2 separate regions of the Homo sapiens genome follow, and region 1 is linked to region 2. The links are chromatin contacts, found by Hi-C or POLR2A ChIA-PET in ENCODE. All regions are on one chromosome and are shown on one strand. Each heading gives the region's core, a stretch centred on a gene start or an enhancer-like site at or near the end of the contact. The rest is flanking DNA. Distances are from core to core; before and after follow the strand shown. Region 1 overlaps SIPA1L1 (signal induced proliferation associated 1 like 1). Region 2 overlaps SIPA1L1 (signal induced proliferation associated 1 like 1).

Region 1 (4,231 bases), core at 318-2,817, 100 kb before region 2:
TGTGTCACAAGCTGGGCATGTAGAAAAGAATAATATTCCAGAATGTTGCAACAATTAAAAGCAGGTAAATTTCAGGTTTAAACAGCTTCTTTAACTGCAATGAAAGCTGCTTAGGGACACCCTCTGTTTCACATTCACTGGGTTTTGGATGGGTGGCTTTCAAACTCAGGCACCCCAAATCATCCTAGGTCAGTGCCTTTCAGCAGTTAATTCAATAGTGTAAAGGAAAACCAAACAAAATTTGTGTTTCTCAAACTTACTGTACGGAGGCTCTTAAAAAAGAAAAACAACTAAGTGTGACATTTATATAAACTATCCATTAGACATAAGCTTGTACTTACAAAACTTGTATTTAAAAAAATATTCTCTGGTGACATTAAGGCATACAAATTGCAAACCAGTAAAATCAGTGATCTAGTATTGGCTGCCAGGTGGGAGAAATAATAGCCTTTTAGATTAGGGTTGCAAATTGGGAGTTAGAATGTTCAGGAAATGCACTTTTAACCTCAGGAATTTGAAAGCATCCCAAATTGTCTTCTAATGAAGCAATTTATTTCTGAGTTCATTTCTAAATATGATATACAAACAGACGTTATGAAAATAAAGGCTGGTGTGTATTGATTGCTCTACAGAACATACCAATAATTAAAGATTATTAATCTACTCAAGATCTTGGACATACCAAAAACAAATACTATTTATCTACATGTTATGCCATTCCTGCATAAATGATGTCATTTTCTGTAATATTATTCATTCTTCAAAATATGGCTTGACATATAAAAATAAATGTCTTAATAAAGGACCCAAATAGAAACAAATCCATTTTTCCATCTTATACTACATATAATGAAAAATATTTTATTAAAAATATTTGCAAAAGAATTTTTAAAGATACATTTTTCCTGGTTTTTTTTTCCAAGCATAAAGTAATCTACATAGAGGAAAATAAATTTTTTGGCTAGAGAGTGAAAATTTTTTCATATGTTGCAGTACCAATTTCTTTCTCATTCTGATTTAAGACTGTAACATTTTTGCCTTGATTGGACTCCAAAATTAAATAATTGAGAGAGCTGCCATTTAAATGCCCACTTTCTCTGCCTACCACTTCAACTCATTTAGTTACAAATAATCAATCCAATCTTGTTAGTAAATTTTTTACCCTTACAAATCTCATCTTTCTCTTCTAAGTGATCAGGCAGAATAAGCCTTTATGCTCTCTTTAAGGATCATTTTGTTAATGTTCTTAAATTTTTTATCTACTGACTGGTCAGAATAAGTTTATTATGCCTTTCTTAGCATGGTGTTTTTCTTTCAAAGAGAGCTAAAATCTGGAATTTGCATAAAACAAATTATCAACAAAGTACAGATCAGGGAGTTTATCTTAAAACAGGTTTACTTCAGATTTATAGCTGATTCATTGCTTTGCTCTCTATTTTTTATTACACTGGCAATCATGAAAGGCAAAACTTTGTTACCTAGATTTGTGATTTAATCAAATGTAAACTGATAAAGTGTTAGATTAGATCAGTGTTTGGTTAACTTCTGTGAAAGAGGATGTGATTCATTCTGCAGCTGGCCTGTGCTCTGTTAGCACAACAATTGACAAAAACAAAAATCCATATCCATTTGAAGGTCAGAAGTAAAATTGGACTGCTCAAGTTTGTAATAGCTTTTAAAAGAAGTGTGTGTTAGCTCTCTGGTTCTTTTAAATTTCAATTTGCTACTATTTATTTTAAAATATTTTAAAAAATCAACTACCACATATTCCCTAAAACAATAGTGCCAGTTTCCAGTTTGCTCTGTAACAATCTGTCACCTCTTAGTTTCCACATTTTACTACCTCACTTACACTTTAGTAATTGGGCATTGAGCTTTTAGATCATTTTAAGAGAAGCTCTGTGTATGATGTGCACATATGCAATTGTTATTTATGTTCTTTGCTATCTCCCAATGAACATGGTAAGGAAGAATATCATTCTGTTGACATTTGACTTTTTTCCAAGTTAGTATTTTATATCTCCTTTGAAATCTATAATGCAACCTCAGAACTTTCCTATTCTGTGCACTGACCTCTTGAGATGAAACTTCACCCACTCATGGATGTTCTTTGCAACCCTGCAGAGTCATGTAATCACCAATGATTTCAACTTGTTCCTCAGATTTCATGAAAACCTCAATCCCCGTGGGTGAAAAGCAAATGATTAATTCACAAAGGCATCCAGCTGGCTGTTAACCTAAAATTTGTGTCTCTTCATTTGTTTTCAGTTCATTTGCTATTCCTTACTTCCACAAAGCACAAAGCTTCCCGCTGCTGTGACAGGTGCAACACTAAATTCTGGTTTAAGATTTTACAAACTTGCCACTTAGGCTTCTAGAGGAAATGAAACAAGGGTGAAAACACAGATAACAGGAGGATCTCTTACCTGTTGTTTGTTGTTGGGTGTGTATGGCAGCATGGTAGAAACATGGAACATAATTTCATAATCTTTGTATGTTGTGTACAGAGAATGGGTTCCAGTGGAGTCAGCTACAGTTAAAAAAAATATAATGATGAGATGACTATAACAGGAAAAATAATTTATTTAAGAGAAATATCTCAAAAAAGAAAAGAGAAGAAAAGAAAATGATTTAGGATGAAAAGATTCTAGACAAGACAGGTGTTCTTCCTTTTTTTTTTTGTATTTGATCCTCTTTGGCAGTCTAGTGAAGCCTACGGATCAGATCCCTTCTCAGAATAATATTTGTAAAAGTATAAAATAAAAAACATAAGATTTCAAAAGAAATTATATCGAAGCGCACAGTATCAAATAATTTTAAATATGAATGCACAAGATTTATATAACAAGATTTAGCAGTTGGTCTAATATCTACTGTAATGCTGAAGACATGATGAGCACAAACACTCTTGAGATGTCTGCAACAACAAATAATATAATACGAAAATATCTGTGCTTTCTATTGGCAATGAAATCACAGGTAAATGAATTACTGTGGTTTACTGCCTATGGCCATAATGAACAGAAATGCTAAATTTCAACTTGGGGTCAGTGAAAATAAAGAAAATCTTATTTCCCATCCAAGTTCACAGACCCCTGAATTCTGTCGACACATCAAGTTAGGAAACATTTTTCTAATACTTCCAATTCAAGCAAGAGACTTGTTTTGTTCTTAAAAAAAAAAAAAAAGACAATAATTTAACAAGACCATTAACACTGAAGAACAAAGTTGACACAGCAACGTCTAACAATTTTTTTAAGACTTAAGCATGTTGTGTTCTCACTTTCCTTAAGAAAAAAAAAACCTCTACTGCCTTTATCTTAACAAAGTTTCAGAATCAGTGTTCCCACAAGTACCTGGAAGCTGCAGAAAAAAGTTATTAACTTCCCAACTCAAAGGGAATACCTGTTTAGACTCAAAGGATCTGGACTTAGGGGTTGCAAAAGGAACAGAAGTACATTCACTGTAGGTAAACTCAACCCTCTATCAACCCAATTTTTTTTTTTTTTTTTTTTTTGAGACAGTCTCACTCTGTCGCCCAGGCTGGAGTACAATGGTGCGATCTCGGCTCACTGCAACCTCTGCCTCCTGGGTTCAAGCGATTCTCCTGCCTCAGCCTCCTGAGTAGCTGGGACTATAAGTGCATGCCACCATGCCTGGCTAATTTTTGTAGTTTTAGTAGAGACGGGGTTTCACCATGTTGGCCAGGATGGTCTCAATCTCCTGACCTTGTGATCCACCCACCTTGGCCTCCCAAAGTGCTGGGATTACAGGCGTGACCCAACATACCTGGCCTCGACCCTATTTTTTGAGGACCAAAACACTTGATGGCATTTTAGAGAACGATGCTCTCAGACAAAGTCTCTGACACATACCAAAAGGCAACAGTAGTTCTGAAAACTTAGTATGCACAGCATCAGCTGTGGAGCTAAATTAAGAGGCAGATTCCCAGGGCCCACCCCCCAAAATACTCCTCAGTGGGTATAGGGCCTCACAGGGGAATCTATTCTTCACAGACACTCCCAGGTAGCTCTAATGCAGTAACTCCGCTGCCGTTAGGTACTGCTCTAAGAATAGACTACAACTGTGGCTTGCAGACAGCTTTCTAAAGATATTCTAGAGCTCTGAGTTTCAAGCTTGAGCTTGTTGGAGAATCTTAATTTTGAAGCTGACATAAAATGCGAAGGCTTAAAAATAGTCAAAAATAGAACAAAGCAAAGACTACTTTTCA
Region 2 (4,345 bases), core at 428-2,927:
GTAGTAACCATGATCAGCAGCAAAGTGCTCCTAATTCTCAAATAGTGGATTTCTTTTCTTATGAAATTAATGGGTGGTAAGGACTTAGTTTGAAATTAATAAAATATCAGGGAAAAAATGTGATATCTAATGGGGAAACATTTTCCATGAGCAAAACTAATGAAAGAAATCACAAAAGAAAACATTGACAGATTTGGGTACATGAAACTTTTAAACATCTGTACATTAAAAGGCAAACCAAATACTAGTTTAAAAAATACCATAAATACAACGCAGACTGAATACACTGAATATATGCAAAGATTTGTGAAGGAAGATAAAATACTAAGATTCCAAAAGAAAAATGGGAAAAGAAGTATTAATGGGTATGGTGTTATGATAGCTATATTGGTTTTTGTCCACAGTTCCTAGCTCCTAACTCCCACAGTCCTTGTTATAATGCTGGGGTACTTTAGGCCTCAGGAAACAGAATCTCTCTCTCTCTGACCTCCTGTCCTTTCACCTGCCCAAGGCAGGGCTCTAATCTGATTGTGGATCAAAAGACACTCATTCCAGAGAGTCCTGCTCCATATCCTACGGGAAGGAAAGCTACACAGAAAGGCCAAGAAAAGTCTGAATAGACAGGCCTTGCTGGATTTAGATAATGTGCTTTTTGTCCAATCACATTTCTACACGGTTGTCAACCAGGCCATGTAATAAAACCTCCTTGTATAAAAACCCAAAGGACCAGGTTTGAAGAGCTTCTGGAGAGGTGAACATGTAGAAGTTCTTGGAAGGTGGCACGCCAAAGGAGGGCACGGAAGCTCCGTGCTCCTTCCCTGATACCTTGCCCTACACAACGCTTCATCTGAATCCTTTGTAATATCCTTTTAAATAAATCAGTAAACATGTTTCCCTGAGTTCTGTAAGCTGCTCCAGCAAATTAATTAAACCCAAACATGGGGTTGTGGGAACACCAACTTAAAGTTGGTCAGTCAGAAGTCTGGAGGCCTGGATTTACCAATGATGTCCAAAGATGTAAGGGGCAGTCTTGGGGACTGAGCCCCCAACCTGTGGAATCTGACACTATCTTAGGGTGGATAGTGTTGGAACTGAATTGAGAACATCCAGCCAGTGTACGCTGTTTGGCATGTGGAGAAAAAAACCCACAGCTTTTGTCACAGAAGTGTTTTCTGTGTTGATGATTGTCATGGTGGTATGAAAGCAGAGGAAAGACACGGTTTGAGAGTTTTTCTGAAACAGTAGGCAATTCACAAAAGAAAAAATTGGTTAAACATTTGAAAAATGTTTCTGTTCAATAAATACAATACAGGCACACCTCATTTTATGGCACTTCACTTTATTGCACTTTGCAGGTGTTTTTTTTACAAATTGAAGGTGTGAGGCAACCCTGCATTGAGCAAGTCTGTCAGTGCTATTTTTCCAACAGCATGTGCTCACTTCCTGTCTCTGTGTCACATTTTGGTAATTCCCACAATATGTCAAACTTTGTCATATTATTACATCTGTTTTGGTGATTTCTAATCTGTGATCTTTGATGTTACTACTAATCTTTTGGGGAATGCCACAAACTGCACTCACAGAAGACGGCAATCAATCAACAAATGTCAAACAATCAACAAATGTCGTTTGAGTTCTGACTGCTCCACCCACCAGCCATTCCCCATCTGCCTCCCTCTCTTTGGGCTCTCTAGTCTCTGAGACCACAACACTGAAATTAGAATGGCCTCTAAGTTCAAGCGAAACTTGAAAGTGAAAGGAAGAGTCACAGGTGTCTCATTTTAAATCAAAAGCTAGAAATGATTAAGCTTAGTGAGGAAGACATTTGAAAGTTGAGAGGCTGAAAGCTAGGATTGTACCAGTTAGCCAAGTTGTGAATGCAAAGGAAAAGTTTTTGAAGAAAATTAAAAGTACTACTGCAGTGAACACATAAATGATAAGAAAGCAAAACAGCCTTACTGCTGAGATGGAAAGTTTTAGTGTTCTGGAGAGAAAGAAGATCAAATCAGCCACAACATTCTCTTAAACCAAAGCCTAATCCAGAGCAAGGCCCTAACTCTCTTCAATTCTATGAAGGCTGAGAGAGGTGAAGAAACTCAGAAGAAGAGTTAGAAGCCAGCAGACATTGGTTCATCAGGTTTCGGGAAGGAAGCTGTCTCCATAACATGAAAGTGCAAGCTCACCAGCAAGTTATCCAGAAGATCTAGCTAAAATGATTGATAAGGTGACTACAATAAACAACAGATTTTCAGTATAGATGAAACAGCCTTCTCTTAGAAGAAAATGTCATCCAGGACTTTCATAGCTACAGAGGAGAAGTCAATGCCTGGCTTCAAAGGTTCAAAGAACAGTCTGACTCTCTTATTAGGGGCTAATGCAGCTGGAGACTTAAAGTTGAAGCCAATGCTTATTTACAATCTGAAAATCGTAGGGCCCTTAAGTATGCTTTAAGAAAAATAAGAGGTATTAATTTTTATAAAATGTGCTCATTAGCTACTGGAAGAGTGAAATTGTTGTTTTTTTTTTAAATTAGGAATATGTATCGAGAGCCTTTAAAATGCTTACATACTTTTTTTCCCAGTTATTTTATTCCTGAGTATTTTTTAAGGAAACAATTCAAAAGACAAAATTCTGTGCAAAAAAAGGGTTCATCACAGCATTATTTAGGATAGCAAGGAGCTATAAACAACCTAAATGCTCCCAAACTATGTTTATAGCAATAAATATTATAAAAAGTGTGGTAGCCCAAGTGTAGCAGATCAGGGGAACAAGAATGAAATTCCCAAAACCTCACCAAAAAATTTTATGAAGAATCAAATCACAGGATGTTGTAATTTGTGAACTGTTATCTTTTTCTTATCAATATAGAAGTTAACAACAACAACAACAAGCTCTCTTTATACAGAAGGTCACCTGTGGGAAGTGTTACTCAAGAATGCTGAGAACATCTTCGGTTTCACAGTGGGGCAGAACTGACAGGGAGCTAAAGACTGAAAGCAACAGAAAAAGAACATCTTTTCTCACCAGCCTACATCAGAAAAGCAGATACATTTTTTTAACTTTCTTCTTTAAAAATCTTTATATTTTTTATTTTTAAGTCTGTGGTGTTTAAGTTGCACGATTTTAAGGTCATCTGCTTTTAAATTCAATATCATGGCTTCATGTGTGCAAAGAAAGCAGTAATACTGTTTAAAAAGAAATGAGGAATCTAAACTTCCTTAAATTAACATTTGAAGGTTTGAGCACAGTGAAACCAAGGTTCAATATCAAGACATTAATTTGTTCAGAAAAAAAAATACTGTATCTTAAACAGAAAAAAATCTCTAAACTACCTTTGCTGAACAGAAATAACGTATCAGTACCATGTTCCTACAAACTAACAGAAGATGCTACAGGTCGTAAATATTAAGAAAGAAAACTTTTTTCTCTAATTTTATATTCATTCTTGCTACATTTGAAAGGACTGAACGGAATATTCCATTCAGATAGGCCAAAGTTCAAAGTCTGTACCTGGATGAGGACATGAATTTCAAACACAAACCACAATCTGAAAAATAGTCTGTCTCTAGTTACTTTATACAAAACACTATGCTAAGGTCTCAATTTAAGAAAGCTGACAAGAATTGCATTTATTCAATGAATCAATCAGTTCTACACTAAAAACTAGGTTACATACATTCTGATATTTGTTTTCTATATGAAAAAAAAAGAATTGTATATGATGTAGAGTAGCCCTACCTAAACAATACAATGGGATCTCTGAAGCACAGAAATCTATAAAATGGGTTCAGGCCAAGGAAAAAGTCTCCTTCCCTACACATTCCTGGTATATTTTACCTTATCTCAGAATATCAATTCACAGGTCTGTTCAAATTATACTGTTAGCATTTCCTAAGAAAAAATAAGCTCTGAAAAACATGCCTTTCCTATCTTGACATCCAATTAAAACATTCAAACTAATACCCTATTTGGCTGACTGAGGTAAGGAGGAAGAGAAGAGAGGAAAAAAGAATGCAGAAGCAAAATGTTTTTTCCTCTTCTGTCATTACTGTTTTTAACTTAACATGTCTCAAAGTGTTTAGCTCCATGGTGATGGGAGCAGGCGAAAAATATAGAAACACTGAAAGAACAAATTCCCCCAGAATATTTTAGGGTTCCTAACACAAAGTGTACTGTGGAATTATAGAAACATACAAGTTGAAAATAGATTCTTATAACTTAGTAATGGTGGAAGATGAACAATCTTTCCTTATAATAGCTTTTAAAAATCTGCTACATTCACCCCACCAAAAAAGCTGAGCCAGATTTCTATCTGATTTTTTAAAAATTATTATCTCTCAGTATA

Evidence for each region. Hi-C counts contacts between places; a loop is a spot of excess contacts on that map. ChIA-PET counts read pairs that join two places held with the same protein, here RNA polymerase II (POLR2A). Pooled maps may share reads with other maps.
Region 1: a map of naive thymus-derived CD4-positive, alpha-beta T cell shows a loop between it and region 2 (2.0-fold over the local background). The contact joins two enhancer-like sites. A Hi-C loop is called at or near these places in 2 of 168 maps with a recorded cell type or tissue (endothelial cell of umbilical vein and naive thymus-derived CD4-positive, alpha-beta T cell), 12 of 37 single-sample maps with no recorded cell type and 12 of 50 pooled maps. POLR2A ChIA-PET finds 5 or more read pairs at or near these places in 3 of 52 experiments (OCI-LY7, WTC11 and activated T-cell).

The regions. Positions count from the first base shown.
Region 1 is chr14:71,656,632-71,660,862 of GRCh38, reverse strand. It overlaps SIPA1L1 (signal induced proliferation associated 1 like 1), which reads right to left. Exons shown (of 24, transcript NM_001386936.1): 9 at 2,427-2,530. Among named protein-coding and RNA genes, the nearest start is that of SNORD56B, 260 kb to the right of the region's middle. Within about 2 kb of position 1,567, at least 3 of the 41 ENCODE cell types and tissues checked have a DNase peak (open chromatin) inside an H3K27ac peak, as active enhancers do.
Region 2 is chr14:71,553,128-71,557,472 of GRCh38, reverse strand. The region is part of intron 4 of SIPA1L1 (signal induced proliferation associated 1 like 1); the gene reads right to left. Among named protein-coding and RNA genes, the nearest start is that of SNORD56B, 160 kb to the right of the region's middle. RefSeq lists a silencer at 1,331-1,430 and enhancers at 1,851-1,910, 2,021-2,080, 2,241-2,300. Within about 2 kb of position 1,677, at least 9 of the 41 ENCODE cell types and tissues checked have a DNase peak (open chromatin) inside an H3K27ac peak, as active enhancers do.